Regions from separate parts of the Homo sapiens genome. Here region 2 is linked to region 1. The links are chromatin loops, found by intact Hi-C in ENCODE. Cell type or tissue: psoas muscle. All regions are shown on one strand.

Region 1 (8,000 bases):
AAGTGTTTGCTGCTGCTGTTCTTCTCATTACTGTTATTGGTAACATTCGTGTCTGGCTGTGGCTGCCCCGCCCCGCCCAGCCCTCCTTCACACTTGGCCGTCCTCAGCAGGTCCAGTCTGAGTCCCTGAAGCCTGGGGGGATCCTCAGATTACTGTCTGGAGGTTCTCTCCGGCTCTGCCAGTTTAGAATATCTCCCCTTCCTCTCTGCCAGCCTTTATACGACCCCCAACCCCGCCATTGGCCATGCCTCCAGAGTCCTTATTTATTTGTTTGTTTGTTTGTTTGTTTGAGACACAGTCTCACTGTGTCACCCAGGCTGGAGTGCGGTGGCACAATCTCGGCTCACTGCAACTTCCACCTCTTGGGTTCAAGCGATTCTCGTGTCTCAGCCTCCTGAGTCGTTGGGACTATGGACACACGCCTCCACACCTGGCTAATTTTTGTATTTTTAGTAGAGACGGGGTTTCACCAAGTTGGCCAGGCTGGTCTCGAACTCCTGAGTTCAAGTGATCTGCCTGCCTCGGTCTCCCAAAGTGCTGGGATTGCAGGCGTGAGCCACCGTGCCCAGCCCTCATTTAGAGAGCCCCTTTCTACCTCTAAAATTTCTGTGCTTGAAATTTGAATTCCTTGGGGAGACCTTCCATTCGTTTTCATGTTAGCTGTCATCATGTTACCTAAAGAGCAAGGGTCACAGCCTCTAATCTTCAGATGAGGAAACTGAGGCCCAGGGAGGGATTTGCCTGCCGACACTGCCTAGGCTTCTCTGCCCTGGACCTCTTCCTGGCTCCTGAGAGCAAAGGGATACAGAGCAAGGCTTGGTTGTTTGGGAAGCTCGCCCCACTGTGGGCCCTTGAGATCCAGGACTGTGAGTGACAGTGTTTCCTGCTCTTTTTTTCTGCAGTCAGCCTACGCTGTGTCCCTGCTGCGGGAGTGTGTGAAGTTGCGGCCCTCGGACCCCACCGTGCCCCTGATGGCCGCGAAGGTCTGCATCGGGTCCCTTCGCTGGGTGAGTGAGCTGTGAGGGCAGGTCCCAGAGGCCTCCTGTGGGGAGGGTGGCAGCAGCTGGCTGTGCACGTCTTGACGTGTATGTGTGGGTGCATGCCGAAGGTGGAAAGGATGGGAGCTACCAGGCAGATGGGCCTGGGCAGGGAGAAAGTCTCTGAGGAGCTGCCAGCCTCCAATGGCAGGGTCCCCTGACTCAGGATGGTGTCTGGTTTGGCAGTTCAGCCTTGAACTGTGGCCTCCAGAGAGTGAAACATAAGGAAGTAGAGGTGTTCCCCACCTGCCCAGCAGCAGAGTAGTAGGTAAGACCTTGAGTCACCTGGACCAGCCTCATCATTTCTGAGGCTTCAGATGACCTTAGCATCCAATCTGCAAGGGCCTGCAAGGCGCGATTCTGGGGGCAGAGCTGCTCTTGGCGGAATGGGAAGTTGGTCTTTTCTGTCAGCCCCTCTCCTTCCTCTTGGCTCCAGCCCTCCAGGGCCCTGCCCTGTGCTCCGCTGCCTGCTTACTGCTCTCTGCAGAAGCAGCTGAACTGTTAGGAGGCTATGGCTCCAGGTCTGCTCTTTCCCCAGTTCGAGGCCTTTAACCCCCCAGTTGGGGGTTGCAGGCTCCTGAAGACTCCCATGAGATCAGCAGCTTGGAGTAGTGAAGGAGAACAGTGCCAGGAGCCCAGGTCCCCCGCCTTGCTGTAGTCCTCCTGCCCTGGGCCTACTCGGATGCTGCTCCAGGCCTATGGGGGCTCTTGGGCCACGGCACTGGGCCCCAGCAATGGGGCCTCTGTGCAGGTATCTCTTCCGACTGGGGGCCCACTTCTGGATAATCTTTGCTTTCTTCAGTCCCAATCAGCTTGCTGATGTCAGCCTCCTATTTCTACCCTCTCAAGCAACACAGAGCAAGCGCATTCTCCCTCCCACATGATGGATATCAGGCCCTTCTCCACCCACATCTCCCCAGTTCCTTCATCTGCTCTCCAGGCCCAGGGTCTCCTAAAGTGGGCACTTCCCCTGGAGATGGCCTCCCTGTCTTCCAGTTGGCCTGACACCTTCGGCCACCCCCTCACCATTGTGTGCCCAGCTTGTTTTAAGGCAGTGGGGGCCAGGCTCTGGGTGCATGCAGCAGGAGCTTCATAATTAGCAGCCTTTACAACTCTTCTTGCCACTTTCCCTCCTGTACACAAACAAATCATGGATTCTGGGGAGGGAGGCAATGAGCTTTCCACAAATTCCATGTTCCAACCTTTCTTCCCTGGGATTGGAAACTGGCCCCATCCCTCTGCTGGGTCCCCGCCTCATCATCGCAGCAGGGCTTGCCTTCTCTCTGCTCCAGGGAGTCAGTCCTCCCAAGCACAAAGAGGCTGGGTGAAAAGAGCACCTTTCCCCTTTTCCACCTGGTTCTCAGATCCCTGTGTCTGAAGTGCCCCATCCCCTCTGTGGCTGATCAGGAGGAAGGGAAAGTGTGGCATCTGGCTCGTGTTCTTTATGCTGTCATTTAGGCTGGGGAGAATTACGTGAGATCAGTCCTGTAATGGGCTCTGGGCTTTGGAAGGAGCAGTGTAATGAGGTAGTTAAGAGTTTCACTGCCCACCCACTGGGTACCCTAGAGTAAGGCACCTAACCTCACTGTGCCTCAGTTTTCTCATCTGTAAAATGGAAACAGTAAGTCTCCTCGGGTGGGACATAAATGACCAAGTAGGGAGAGGGCTGGACGGGTCAGGGAGGCATCATGGAGGAGGCAGCCTCAGACTGAACTGAGAGGGCAAGGGAGGATACAGGAGGGCCAAAACCAGGCCCTTGCATCACAGCTTGCTTTCCCCCACCTCATGAGTATCAGGGAACCCTTGGTTCCCAGGTCTTTTGGGGAAGACAGTTGGCACCCAGAGGTAGGGCGACCTTGTGAGCAAGCACTTCAGATACAGGTGGCCCATGGGTGCTGAGCACGTGCAGCAGAGGGTGGAGATATGAGCCAGAGTGTGCAGAGCAGGTGGGCTCCCCGACCCCAACTCAGGCCGCTGCTTGCTCCTAGGGCTTCTGAGAGGGGCCTCAAGCTCATCTCTGAGATGAAACCCAAAATACCCATCTCTGAGGGGGTGTAGCGGGGGAGGGCATCTGTGCCCCTCAAGGCTGCCAGCTCTGAGGTAGCTGTGGGTCCACCCAGCCAACGGCCGCCCTTGCCAGGAAGCCCTAAATTTAGGTCTTCCCACCATGCAGGAGCTGTTTCCCTCAGCAGCATAATTACAGTAATTATGTGCATTCAGATTACATGGTAATAAAATTAGGATCAAATCAGTCCAAATTGAAATCAGATGAGTTAGGAGCAAAGTAATCAATGACAACATAAATAGAAAAGCCCAAAAGGAAACTTAAACATGCAGACTTGTCATCAGAATCGAGGAGAAGGGTGAGCTGTTTAACTTCAGCTGAGCAGCATATTTGGGTTCAGGGGCTAGTTTGAGCCAGGGTTTAAATCAGGCACAGGCCAGAGTGATGTCCCATGGGTGGCCCGAGAGTGGGCTCCTGGCAACCTTCCCTGATCTGGAAGCTTCACCCCCTGCACCTCCTACCTGTCTTGGATACAGATCACATCACATTGTGATCATCTGTGTTTCTTGAGTGCAGGAATTATCTGTCTCTTCTTTGAAACCCCAGCCCAGGGTTCAATGCCTGGTGCTCGCTGGATGGATCCTTCTTGCCGATGGACACATTCACTTGGCAATGAATTCTGTCTTATGTGGTGCATGACTTCCCAACTAGGTGGGGAACTTGCTCACTTGCCATGTCTTGCACTCTGACCCCCTCTCCCCCACAGGAAGCCTACATATAGTAGGTGCTATACTAGTAACTGACGAAGCGACACACATCCCAACCTGCCAGGAAGGGACCAGATGAGGGATCTGTATTTGGTTTGGGGGTTCTCCCAGCACTCTGCACCTAATTCTTGCTCCCTAGGTGGCACTGTAAAGAGAGCAGGCTGTGGGATATCCAAGGGTTCTGAGAAGGGAGGCAACAAGCTCCCCACAAATTTCGTGTTTGAGCCCCTTTTTCTCAAGGACTGGAAACTGGCCCCATCCTTCTGCTGGGTTCCTGCCTCACCATCCCTAGTTCTACAGGGAGGCCCAGAGTGGGTCAGCCCTGTACTCTCTGTTCCTGAGGCTCACAGTGAAAAGAATGGGTCTGCCTGGCAGGCAGGGGGTGTTCGTGCATGAGACAGGGCACAGATCCCAAAAGGCGGCTCACACCCCCTTCGTCTCCTGCCTTCGCAGTTATTCTGGCTCACGTCAGCCCCCAGCAGGCCCAGCCAAGCCCCATGAGCAGGGGACAGAAATCTGGGGGTGGTCAATTTGGCCTGGGTTGCAGAAAGGGAGGCTGAAACTAGGACATTTGGAAAACGAGTTGTGCTGGGTGAAGCTGGACTGGGTGGCCATGTGCCCAGAGGCGGAGCACCTGCTCTTCCCACATCCTGTCCTCATGCCCAGAGCCACTGTTGGACACCCCATACCGGGTCTGGGTCTGAGAGCAAGGTTGTGTCTTGGGGATTGTGGCAGGCAGAGGGACGTGCATGGTCACGTGCTGGCTGGCTGATTCGGGGGTTTGCACCAGGGTGGGAGTAGCTGAGCAGGTTTGGGTTTGGAATGGGAGAGCACTGACCCTGGGGCTTATCTTGAAGTTCCCCTTGGTGAGGGAGGGCTTCCCAGGCTCTGACTCAGTGACGCCAGCACTGAAATCAGAGAGGCCTGCATGGCAGCCTTCTGCCTTGGCATGCCCAGCCTCCTGCCAGGGTCCCTATTTTTGCAGCAGAAGGAAAGAGAGATGTAAATATTTTTTTGTATCCCTCCAATTATTTAAAATTCATTTAACTTAAAAAGTTGAAACCTTTACAGGAGGCAAAGAGGAAAGGCTATGCATGTGTGGTGTCACACAGACAGCAGAGGAGTTGCAAAATGGAAACAGGGCATGCTTATCTTTGGAAAGGTCTCTGATGCCATCTCTCACCTCCTTCCTGAGGAGGGCAGCAGGGGGTAGTGGAAAAGTGCATAGGCTTTGGAGGCAGAGATGGTAGAGTTCAAATTTCTGCCTACCCATGTACTCCCACTTACTAGCTGTGTGACTTTGAGGGAGTAATTTACCCTGTCTGTGCCTCGGTTTCCTCATCTGTAGCCTGGAAACAATCATGTCCGCCATTATGGGGTAGCTGTGAATATCAGAGATGACATGAAGAGTGCCCCTGCTTAGCACACTGCGGGTACCTGCATGGTTGCTATCACCGTTACAGCCCCTTGAAAATAGCAGGCACACAAAAAGGATGCGCCTTGATGTTTTTGACTTCATTTTTCAAATTCAGGGGTGGGCAGAGCCAGGAAGATGGATTAAGTGTTGATGAGGCAGGGGAGAAAGAATGCCAGCCCTCCTGCCACCAGCTTGTAGAAATTGGAAAGAGTGCCTACTACTCCTCCCAGGGAGAAAAAAAGGGGATTTTTCAGTAGAGCAGCTAACAGCAGGTTCCGGGCTCGTGGGAAGGAACTAAGGAGAAACTGGAGGTGCTGTTAAAAACTCTGCGGGCTCAGAAACGAACTTTCTGTAGTTCCCAGAAAGAGAGGAACGAGGGTGAAGATTCCGAGGGCAAACCTTTTTGGCTCACTGCAAGGTGAGGTAACCCTTGAAATGGAAGGCAGTCCTGGGCATTAGCAGAGTGTGTGAGCAAGAAGCCAGTCTGTGTAGGGACCAAATTCGAAACACTGGAGAGACAGAGGAACTTGTAAAGTCACAGGAAATTTTCCCTTACTTATGTAACACAAAAACAAAGGATCAAAACATTATGTCCTTCAATGCATCCTTTTCCAAAGGGTCAGAGAGGAGAAAAATGAAACCCTCCAGAGGGTAGCTGTGAATCAGCATCAGGAGACTGGGGTTGGAAACAGTTCTGCTACTTCCTAGACAGGTGACCTTGGATAGGTCGCTTCAGCTCAGCTCCCTGTGCCCTCAGCGCCTTCTGCTGTGAAACACCAATGCCATCAGGTAGCTGTGGTGCTGTGAAAATGCCAGGGGAGCCCCTAATCACTCTAGAATTGCAGAGGACTAGGCAGGGAAAGATCTTCACCTGGGTTTTAGTGGCAAGGTTCCATGGCTGCCCTAGATAAACAAGGCATTCAAGAGCAGTGTATCACTGGGAGAAGGAAGGTTGAAGAGAACTCTGGAAACTCACCCTAGAAGTATTTTGATGAGCAAGGAAAGCCCGGTGCTGTAACCTGAGCTTGCTGCAGAAGCAGCAGCCTGGACTACAGAGCCACCAGCTGTTAACTTGGAGGCCACAAGGAGGAAGTGTCTGGAAAGGGCACATGAGGTGCTAGGCAGGGAGGAAGACGTCTGGAGTAGAGCAGAAGGGCAGGCGCTGGGCCAGTCTGCAGCCATCTGATTAGAGCAATTTTTCCAGATCGCAGGTGGGGCCCATTAGTGGGCTGTGAAATAGAACTCTTAAAAAAAAAATTTGAGGCCGGGCAAGGTGGCTCACACCTGTAATCCCAGCACCTTGGGAGGCCGAGGTGGGTGGATCACCCGAGGTCAGGAGTTCGAGACCAGCCTGGCTAACATGGTGAAACCCCATCTCTACTAAAAATAACAAAAATTAGCCAGGCATGGTGGCGGGCACCTGTAATCCCAGTGACTCGGAAGGCTGAGGCAGGAAAATCGCTTCAACCCAGGAGTCGGAGGTTGCAGTGAGTCAAGATCATGCCACTGCACTCCAGCCTGGGCAACAAGAGCGACACTCTGTCTCAAAAAAAAAAAAAAAAAAAAAAAAAAAATTTGAGACTGGGGTGGTAGGTCATGCCTATCATCTCAACATTTTGGGAGGCTAAGTGGGAAGGGTCGCTTGAGCCCAGGAGTTCCAGACAAGCCTGGACCACATAGTGAGACCCACCCTGCCTCATCTCTACAAAAAATAAAAATAAAAAGGTAAAAAGTCAGCCTGGTGCAATGGTGCGTGCCTGTGGTCCCAACTACTTGGGAGGCTGAGGTGGGAGGATCGCTTGAGCCCAGGAGGTCAAGGCTGCAGTGAGCTATGGTCATGCCACTGCACTCCAGCCTGGGTTACAGAGCGAGACCCCATCTCAAAAATAAAATAATCAAAACCTTGAAATAGACTGTAGATTATCAGAGAATAAGATAGGAAATACTCCAGTGTATTACCCACAGTGGGGTGAGTGGACCCTGGATAGGGGATGGAAAGCTCGACCAGCTCAGCATAGTGGACTGTGCGGGCCTGCGGAGGTGCCAACTTATGCTCATGTAGAGTCACTCCTCTGTGGCTAAGGATCTGGCTGAGAGACAAAAGGCAGGCAGTAATGTCTACTCTCTGGATTCCAGAGGGTCTTTGATGCCACTTCCCAATTTGTCATGTAGCTATGAGGAACCAGGACTATACTCAGATGACACTTGCCATCAGAGACTTAGGCTGAGATATTTTTAAAACCATGGAAGATTAATTGTATAATACATATACAAAATATGGATATATATATATTAGTATATATGAGTAGTTGTAATTGATATACATATATATATGAACCTGGCTAGCTGCAGTGGCTCACTCCTGTAATCCCAGCACTTTGGGAGGCCAAAGCAGGTGGATCACTTGAGGTCAGGAGTTTGAGACCAGCCTGGCCAACATGGTGAAACCCCATCTCTACAAACAATACAAAAATTAGCCGGGCATGGTGGCACACACTGGTAATCCCAGCTACTCAGGAGGCTGAGACACAAGAATCACTTGAACCTGGGAGGCAGAGGTTGCAGTGAGCCAAGATCGCACCACTGTACTCCAACCTAGTGGGTGACAGAGTGAGAGTCCGTCTCAGAAAAAAAAAAAAAAAAGCTGGCCAGGCACAGTGGCTCACACCTGTAATCCCAACGCTTTTGGAGGCCAATGCAGGTGGATCACCTGAGCTCAGGAGTTCGAGACCACCCAGGGCAACATGGTGAAACCCTGTCTCTGCTAAAAATAT
Region 2 (8,000 bases), 210 kb after region 1:
GATTTTCCTTCAAAGCATCTAAAAGCAAATAGTTAACACTTTGACGAATATTTTTTAAGTGCCAGGCACTAATCTAAGCGCTATACATGTAATGCATAGTGTGGCAAGTTGTACTTTCTGCAGATGGCTGCCATGATATTTCCCATCCTACATGCTCTTCCTGAACCATGATGTTGACACTCCACCCATCGAGTGGTGGGGTCTATGTTCCCTCTTTTTTAACCTGGGTTGGGCTTTGTGACTGCATTGGCCAACAGAATACATCAAAAGTGAAGCTATGTGACTTCCAAGGCTAGATCATAAACATGCCACACACTTCTGCCTAGCTTGCTTTTAGAAACTAGCCTCCATGCTGGGAGAAAGCACAAGTCGCATAGAAAGACCACATTGTAGATATTTTGGCTGACAGCCAGCATCCACCACCACACATGTGAGTGAGCAAGGCTTCGAGATGATTCTGGCTCTAGCCCCAGCCATTGTCTGACTGCCATGGCATGAGAAACGCTGAACAAGAACCACCTCCTCGGGTCCAGTCAATCCCCATTAAATGATTGTTGTTTTAAGCCACCAAATTTTGAGATGATTTTTTATACAGCAATAAATAACCAGGACACACGGTTACTTCAATGATTATTTGATTGCCTACATCCCCCTACCAAAGTGTAAGCTGAAAGAAAGTGGAAACTGAGTTTGTCTTATTTACAGCTGTGTCCCTAGGATCTAGTTCGAGTAGATTTCTGTTAAGATTTTGTTAAATGAGGCCGGGCATGGTGGCTCACATCTGTAATCTCAGCACTTTGGGAGGCCAAGGTGGGTGGACTGCCTGAGCTCAGGAGTTTGCGACCAGCCTTGGCAACATGGTGAAACCCCATCTCTACTAAAAATACAAAAATTAACTGGGCGTGGTGGCTCACACTTGTAGTCCCAGCTACTCGGGAGGCTGAGAAAGGAGAATTCCTTGAACCCGGGAAGCAGAGGTTACAGTGAGCCGAGATCGCGCCACTGCACTCCAGCCTGGGCTACAGAGCAAGACTCCGTCTCAAAAAAAAAAAAAAAAGAATTTGTTAAATGAATGAACATGGCATTGCTCTTATGAGGTGCTGGATGAGGTCAGTAAGGCAGGCATTCTTATTTTGTAGATAAGGTAAACTAAGCCCAGAGAGGTTAAGTGACTTGTCTGAAGTCACACATCCAATAGCTGTCAGAGGTAGCTTAATACCGCCACTGTGGGGATTAAGTTTCAACAGGAATTTTGGAGTGGACACATTCAAACCATAGCATGGTCCGAAGCAACAGGCTAACCATGAGGAGAAGTTGGCCCCAGGAATAGATCTCTGTTCCCAGAGCAAACTCTTTTAAGGCGAAGGCAGCTGCAACACTGATGAGAGAAGATGACATGACTCCTCCTGTCTTGGAAACAGACTGCAGACCAGCAGAGGGGAGAAATGTTCCCCATGTTCTCCTTTATCCCCTTTCTTCCAGCCTTCCCAAATTTGACAGTCCATTTTCTTACCAATGGAGGGAAAAATGATAACTAAGATTTCTCTTGAATCTTGGCAACAGAGCTCAGGCTTTTATTAGCATGCAGTAAAAATGACATTAACCTCAATAACAAATAAATTAAATCCTGGTTGGCTCAGAGTTTAACATCTTGGCCTTTCTAAGTTAACTTACCAAGTGATTTACTTCCTTAGTGCCTTTAACCCGATATCCTCAGTAGCTGGCCTTCTTGTGGATGCCACTTATCTTACCTTACAGCTGTGTGTCCCTAGGACACACAGTAGATCCTTGGGATACAAATCCCAGACAAACCTGAAAATGAGCTTTCGAAACAAGCCATAAGGAGTAAATGTGGCCGGGTGCGGTGGCTTACGCCTGTAATCCCAGCAATTTGGGAGGCCAAGGCAGGAGGATCTTTTGAACCTAGGAGTTCGAGACCAGCTTGGACAACATGGTGAAACCCTGTCTCTACAAAAAATTTAAAAAATTAGGCAGGCATAGTGGCATGCACTTGGAATCCCAGCTACTCAGGAGGCTGGCGGGGGAGGATCACCTGAGCCCAAGAGGTTAAGGCTGCAGCAAGCCATGGTGCTGCCACTGCACTCCAGCCTGGGCGACAGAGGGGGATCCTGTTTAAAAAAATTTAAAAAGTAAACATGTTTTAGACATGTTTTAGAGGCAGCTCGGGAGATAAGGGCCCTGAAGTAAGCAGAAGAGTGGCAGGCCAGCCCTGATTGTGAGTGTGTACCAGTTCTCTAAATTACTGGAAGCCTAAATTTCCCCATCTGTCCAAAAGGGAATAGTGTCACATTAGCATGCAGGACTTCTCCCTAAAAATAAAATTCTATACTAGAACATTTAACTTTACTCCATAAGTACTTACTACTTTCCGTGAACACATTGAGGTGACAGAGCCCCAGTGGAATGCAAAATATAGCCTCTGTTCTAAGGACTTCCCCTCTACTAAGGGAGATAAGAGTTACACATATAGAACAGCAGCCCATGGAGATGGCTTCATCAACCATCCCCTTCCCTTTAGTCTGATTTTATTTTTTATAGTAACTGCTGTGGTTAGGATGTGGGTGAGGGACTTAAAAATATTAGGGGAATGGAGAAAATGAAGGAAAGGAGAACAAAGAATAAAGGAAAAAAATGAAATTGGTTCCTACATGTAGTCCAAGAGTTTCCTGGTATTCTGAGGAAATGGAGGTTCTCCTCCCACCAGTACTATACCTTGAACTTACTGGGGTCCTCCAGGCTGACCGAGACTCCCCGGCCACCAAACCCAGGACGGAAGCTGCAGAACTGAACCTGATAAGTCAGTCCAAAACAGCCCATGGAGGGCGGTTTATATGAATTTGTAAGTGAATCACCCGGCTCCTCTCCCCATCTCCTGTAGCATCCCAGCCTCGAGGCTGGATCGTGCATCAAGGTTTGGCCAGGGCAGGTGACGCAAAGGCTATAAGAGTCTTGCTGCTCCTCTCCTAGCTTCTGGGACCACTTACTGACTGATACAATATTAGAGATCAAAATGCCTCCCCCAAGGAACACCCCACTCTAATATGACTGTCATTGGATTCCAGCCTCCTTTGGGCATTACCTTTTGTTTCAGCCTTTCATAAGTGATGACAGAGATTTGGGTTCACATAACCCCTGTTTTGAGGAAACATTTATCAAGCACTTACTATGTGCTTGAAAGAACACACTGTTCTAAGTTCTTTACATGAATTATCTCGATGCCATAACTGCTATTATTATCTCCATGTTACAGATGAGGAAGCTAAAAAATTCTAGTGCAGTTGCTATCTATAGCGAAATGCTCCAAAGAGATGTTTTGAAGACTGTTGAAGGAATTGAGGAGATTGGAAGGCCAAGATCTGAACAAATGTTTGGCCACACAGTAAATACATGGCAAGCTGGCAGGATGTCCTTTTTGTCTAGCTAAAGAGAAAGTGACCCAAGGGAGGGGCTATCCAGAAAGAATATTGGATTGGGAGTTGTGGAACGTGGGACACAAGGTCTGAACTTATCACTGATCAATAGACCTTGACCAATTACCTCTCTGGGCCTAGGTTTCCTATCAGTGAAATAGGGGTTAGGGGGCTGGCTCTGGACACCCAAGCAGCTTGACACATATTTACCGTATGGCCAAACACTTGCTCAGGTCTTGCCCTTCCAATCTTTGCAACTCCTTCAGTGGTCTTAGGGACGCTGCTTTAGAGAGTAACCGTACCAGAAATGTTCAGTTTCGTCATCTGCAGTAGGGGTCAGAGTAATGACCTAAGGTTCAATGAGGCCACTAGTTACTGGCCCTGGGTTCTGCAGAGCAGCTGGCGGTGGCATTCCTGGGAAATGAGCTGGCGGTTGCCACAGTTGGGCTCTTTCCCTGAACAGCTGGTGTGGAGAGCAAAGAGGGGGTGGGGGACAGGATAACCTCTGAGTCTCTGGCCAACTGCAATGTCTATTAAGGGCGGCCCAGTTGGCTGCTAGCCAATAACCCATGCCTGTGTGCTTTGCAAGTTGTAGTCTCTCCTTTTGAAGGTCTCTCTCCAGAAGATGAGGAAGGAATTTGTCTCAGTCCACTTCCACACCTGTCCACCTGAGCTGGGCGTTAGCCTGAGCCTTTGCCTCTGTATGGATCCCGTGAGTATCCTCCTTCCCAAGGCCAATGTGTGGCCCCTCACATGGGTTCCAGGACCACAATGCTTTCTTGAGCAGGCTTTGGGTGGTGATGGTGGGTGGTGGTCTCAGGGAAGATCACACTCCCTTTCTTCACACTCTGTTCCAAGCACAGATACGGGATCTCTTGTTTTTCCAAGATTGTAAGGTTAACACCTTCAAGGCTGAAGTTATTGGGGCTGGCAAAAGAGAGTTATAATTACAGAAAAAAAAAAAAAACCAGTTAAGTTGGAGGCTGCCTATGAACTCTCCTGGAGTCCACTGGCCCATGGCCTGGGGTGCCCTGCTTGCCTTTTCCCTCCAGGCCTGTCAGGCCTGCCATTTAATGGCAGAGCTCACTTAACTTCCACAGAGAGGAAGGCCTTCAGCCAGATCTCTCCTCTCTGGCGTCCAGGTCCCAACTTTCTATTTACCCAAGAGATAAGAGGAAGTCTCCCCTCTTCTCAGGTGACTGGGGTAGCTCTGTCTGCCACTAACCACATGACAGTCATTTATATTAGCATACAGAGCCATTTATTTCCTCTTGTCTCAACCTGTCCATTCCAGAATCAGCTCTGAGCCTTTCCTCTGCATAACGAAAAAGCCCAGTGTTTTTCCCAAAACAAAAAGCAGTCTTTTCCCTTAGGTGGATTGTCCCGCTTCCTCTTGCTAAACAATAAACAGCTGAAGCTTTGGAATTGCTGTGTGCCTTGCTTCAAGCCTTCAAGCTTGCAAGGATATCAGGGTCTGACATGAGAGCACCCCACCATATAAGTAATAATCAGACATGTACAACCATATGTGAGCCAGTCACAGATGGAGGCAGAAGGTGCCAGTCAGCCTTCAGAAGCAGGTCCTTCCAAGAGTCAAGGTTTTAAACTAAGCATACAATTAGAACGGCCTTCCAGTCTTTAGTACATGACTTCATCAGTCAGCAAGACCAAATTACCCCTGTGTTTATTTAGAAAAAAAAAAAAAGGCAATGACCTATGAATAAACAGCACTTGACATTGAAAATTGCTACATTAAATACCCAGCTCCTCTGCGCGATTACAGCAGCCTCCGGAGCTCTCCCAAATTGTCACCTAGGATGAATATGACAGCAAACAATGCTTTAAAAGTAAGTAATCTGCTCTATAATTATTTTAGTGGCTGCAGCCGCCAACCGGCAGGATCACTTATGAAAAAGGATGCAGTCGTTCCTTATTAAAAATGCATGAATATACAGTCTCTTGATTGTGGAAATAATCAGCAGACTATCTAATGTAACAAGACTTAGCCACAGAAGAATTAATTAGGGTGAAATTGATTAAGGAGAAGAGGGTAAAAATCTATCTGTGATGATTCAGGCTCCAATTAAACTCAAGCATTAATTCTCATATTCTTTTCAAATTAAGAGCCTCATCTAAATGCTCCTCATTAATATTCCAATATATCCCACCCTCCTTTAACCAGAGAGAAATGCAGACATTTCTAATGAAAGCAAAAGATCTCGTTCTTGTCGACTCTAAAGCTTCTTCTGTCTTAAGAATTTCAGGAGATTGGAGTTTTTTTAATTATTTTAAATAAAAGATGGGAGGGGGTGGGTCGTGAAACCACCAAATTCATTCTGGTCTTGAGCGCTGAAGATTTTGTTCCGAGATTTCTCAAAAGCTAAAGGAAGCATGCAACACAAATAATTATGTGACAGCCTCTTGAATTCTCTTTGTCTCGTGGTAACCTGCTCCAGTACAGATAAGAGAAGCTTGAAGGGGTCATATATTCCATCCCTTGCCTTGAGACAGAGCTGTACCAAACCAGAGACCCATATGTAATTATCTACCATCTCCTGAGAGGCCTCTGGGGACAAGGACTCCACTCCCTTGGTAACAGGATGGAGATCAGGCAGCTAATATATTCCCAGCTCAGAGCTCTTCCTCCCCCTCCTCCTTCTGCAGCCATTTGAAAGATGGGAGGAGAAGCTTCCCCACACCATTGATTTTTCTTTCACTTTTCTTCCATTAGGAGCCCACTGTGGTTTCTGGCTCTTTGTGTCCGGACTGTCCTTATAATTCACAGGTCACTGACCTTTCTTTGTTCCTCCAATGACTGCTATCTTTGTAGCTCTTCTTCCATCTGCTGCCTTGGGTTTTCTCCCGTGGATGTTAAGGTTGGGTACTTCCTTTGTCCGAGCGAGGACAGGCAGCTCATGGCCAAGAAGCATCCCCAGGGCTGGAGCCTCCTCTCCTCGGAATGCTCCCATCCAGCACTAGAGTGTCCAGAATCACCAGCCTTATCAGCGAAATGCGGGGAGATAGGAGTAAAGAAGCAATTCCAAGCCCTTTGTTTTGCCTTGTATTATCTTGTTTTCTCTTTACCACCCTGAGAGTGGTCATGGTTCCTATTTTACTGGGGAGTCTGAGCTGTTCACAGAGGCCTTCAAGCAGGACTATGAGAACAGGAAGCAGAATTTAGTCTGCCTTGGGGAGTCCAGCCAGGCCATCCCCAAAGATTTATCAGGCAGCCGCCAGAGGAGAGGGCACTCCAGGCAGAGGGAACTGCAGTAGGGGATCTGGGAACAGCATGAATGTGGCAGCTTCATCTTCTTGAGCCTACAAGGGATGTCCCATTTACATTTATGAGAAAATATCCATGGTGTCCCCTCTCCACACAGCCCTACTTGCTGGCCTCAACTGCTTCAAGCATAGGTGGGCAGATGTCTGCGGAGGGAGAATCTGGGGTAGATAGGCCACCATGGAGTTGTGGGACTAAAATCACTGAGAGCCTCAGGAAGGAGTCCAGGCATTCCCATCCTCCCTTAAGCTGCATCCTTCAGGGGTGCAGCCGTATGACTCTACGTCCTGCTCTACCGCCTGCACCTCTATCCCCATGTTCACCACACATGACTTTGAATGATAAGGGAGGAATATGGAGAGGCGACAGAGGCCGGTCTCTTCTTTCAGGAAGCTCCTTCACTTCCATGTAAATTTATGGATGCAAATTGTTATGTGGGGGCAGAGACCCTGAAGCAGCCAAGCCCCAAATGCAAATAATTATGGTGGCGGGGGCGGGGTGGTCGCCCAAACTCCACCCATCCACTGAGCCTAGGATCCCAGCCTCAACCAAAATGTCCCATGCCCTTCACACACGGCCATGGCCAATCCTCTTCTTCTCTTTCCCTCCCGCCCTTTTTCACCCAATTTGTCTCCCATCTGTTCCTCAATTCAGTTATTAGCAAATTGGTTCTCAGGATCTACCTGGGACTTTAATTGTGTCTTTGGTACTAAGGAGGGTGCAAGAGAGAAACATGTGATTCCTGCCCTAGAGGATGTCACAGGTTGCAAGAGAATGCCATTAACTCAATCAAAGCAAGTGAAAAACCACAATGAATAGTATATCATAAAGTATTAAACTGCATGCCACCAATTTAATGTTGAATGAAATCAGAGAAAGGAAGGAACCCCTGGGAGGGAGGCTGGGGTGATCAGAAAGTCTGCTGGGAGCAGATGGGACTTGAATTAGGTCTTGAAGCTGAGTTGGCATCACGTGGATTAAGGAGAGATAGGAAAGATGCCAGTGAAGGGCAGGCCTGAGCAGACACAAGCTAGAAGGCACATTAAGGAACCCTTCAGCCTGGCTGGAGGGGAAGGTACTTGTTGAGGAGTAAGGAAAGCCAAACTTTGCAAGACCTCGAACGCTAGGTTTAGGAATTAGGATTTTAGTCTAGACTGTTGCTTCCAAAACTTTAGTGTGCTGCAGAGGAATGCTGGTTAAAATGAAGGTTCCCAGCTGGGAGCAGTGGCTCACACCTGTAATCCCAGCACTTTGGTTTTTATATTTTTTTGAGACGGAGTTTCACTCTT

The links. Hi-C counts contacts between places; a loop is a spot of excess contacts. Peaks named below come from ENCODE experiments on the same cell type or tissue, not always from the same donor. Only the 100,000 strongest peaks of a DNase experiment are listed, where the experiment ranks them.
Region 2: a loop joins it to region 1, with 2.7 times the contacts of the local background. A loop is called at or near these places in 2 of 110 quality-filtered maps.

Annotation. Positions count from the first base shown.
Region 1 is chr2:47,010,429-47,018,428 of GRCh38, forward strand. TTC7A (tetratricopeptide repeat domain 7A) reads left to right here. Exons shown (of 20, transcript NM_020458.4): 11 at 903-1,007. Among named protein-coding and RNA genes, the nearest start is that of TTC7A, 73 kb to the left of the region's middle. In psoas muscle, a CTCF peak has its summit at 5,001 (motif pointing right); DNase peaks (open chromatin) are centred at 4,424 and 6,323; H3K27ac peaks cover 4,383 bases.
Region 2 is chr2:47,221,737-47,229,736 of GRCh38, forward strand. The region is part of intron 3 of EPCAM-DT (EPCAM divergent transcript); the gene reads right to left. It overlaps LOC124907763 (a long non-coding RNA gene), which reads left to right and starts at 5,181. Exons shown (of 2, transcript XR_007086311.1): 1 at 5,181-5,278. In psoas muscle, no CTCF peak of the experiment used is centred here; a DNase peak (open chromatin) is centred at 3,915; H3K27ac peaks cover 3,572 bases.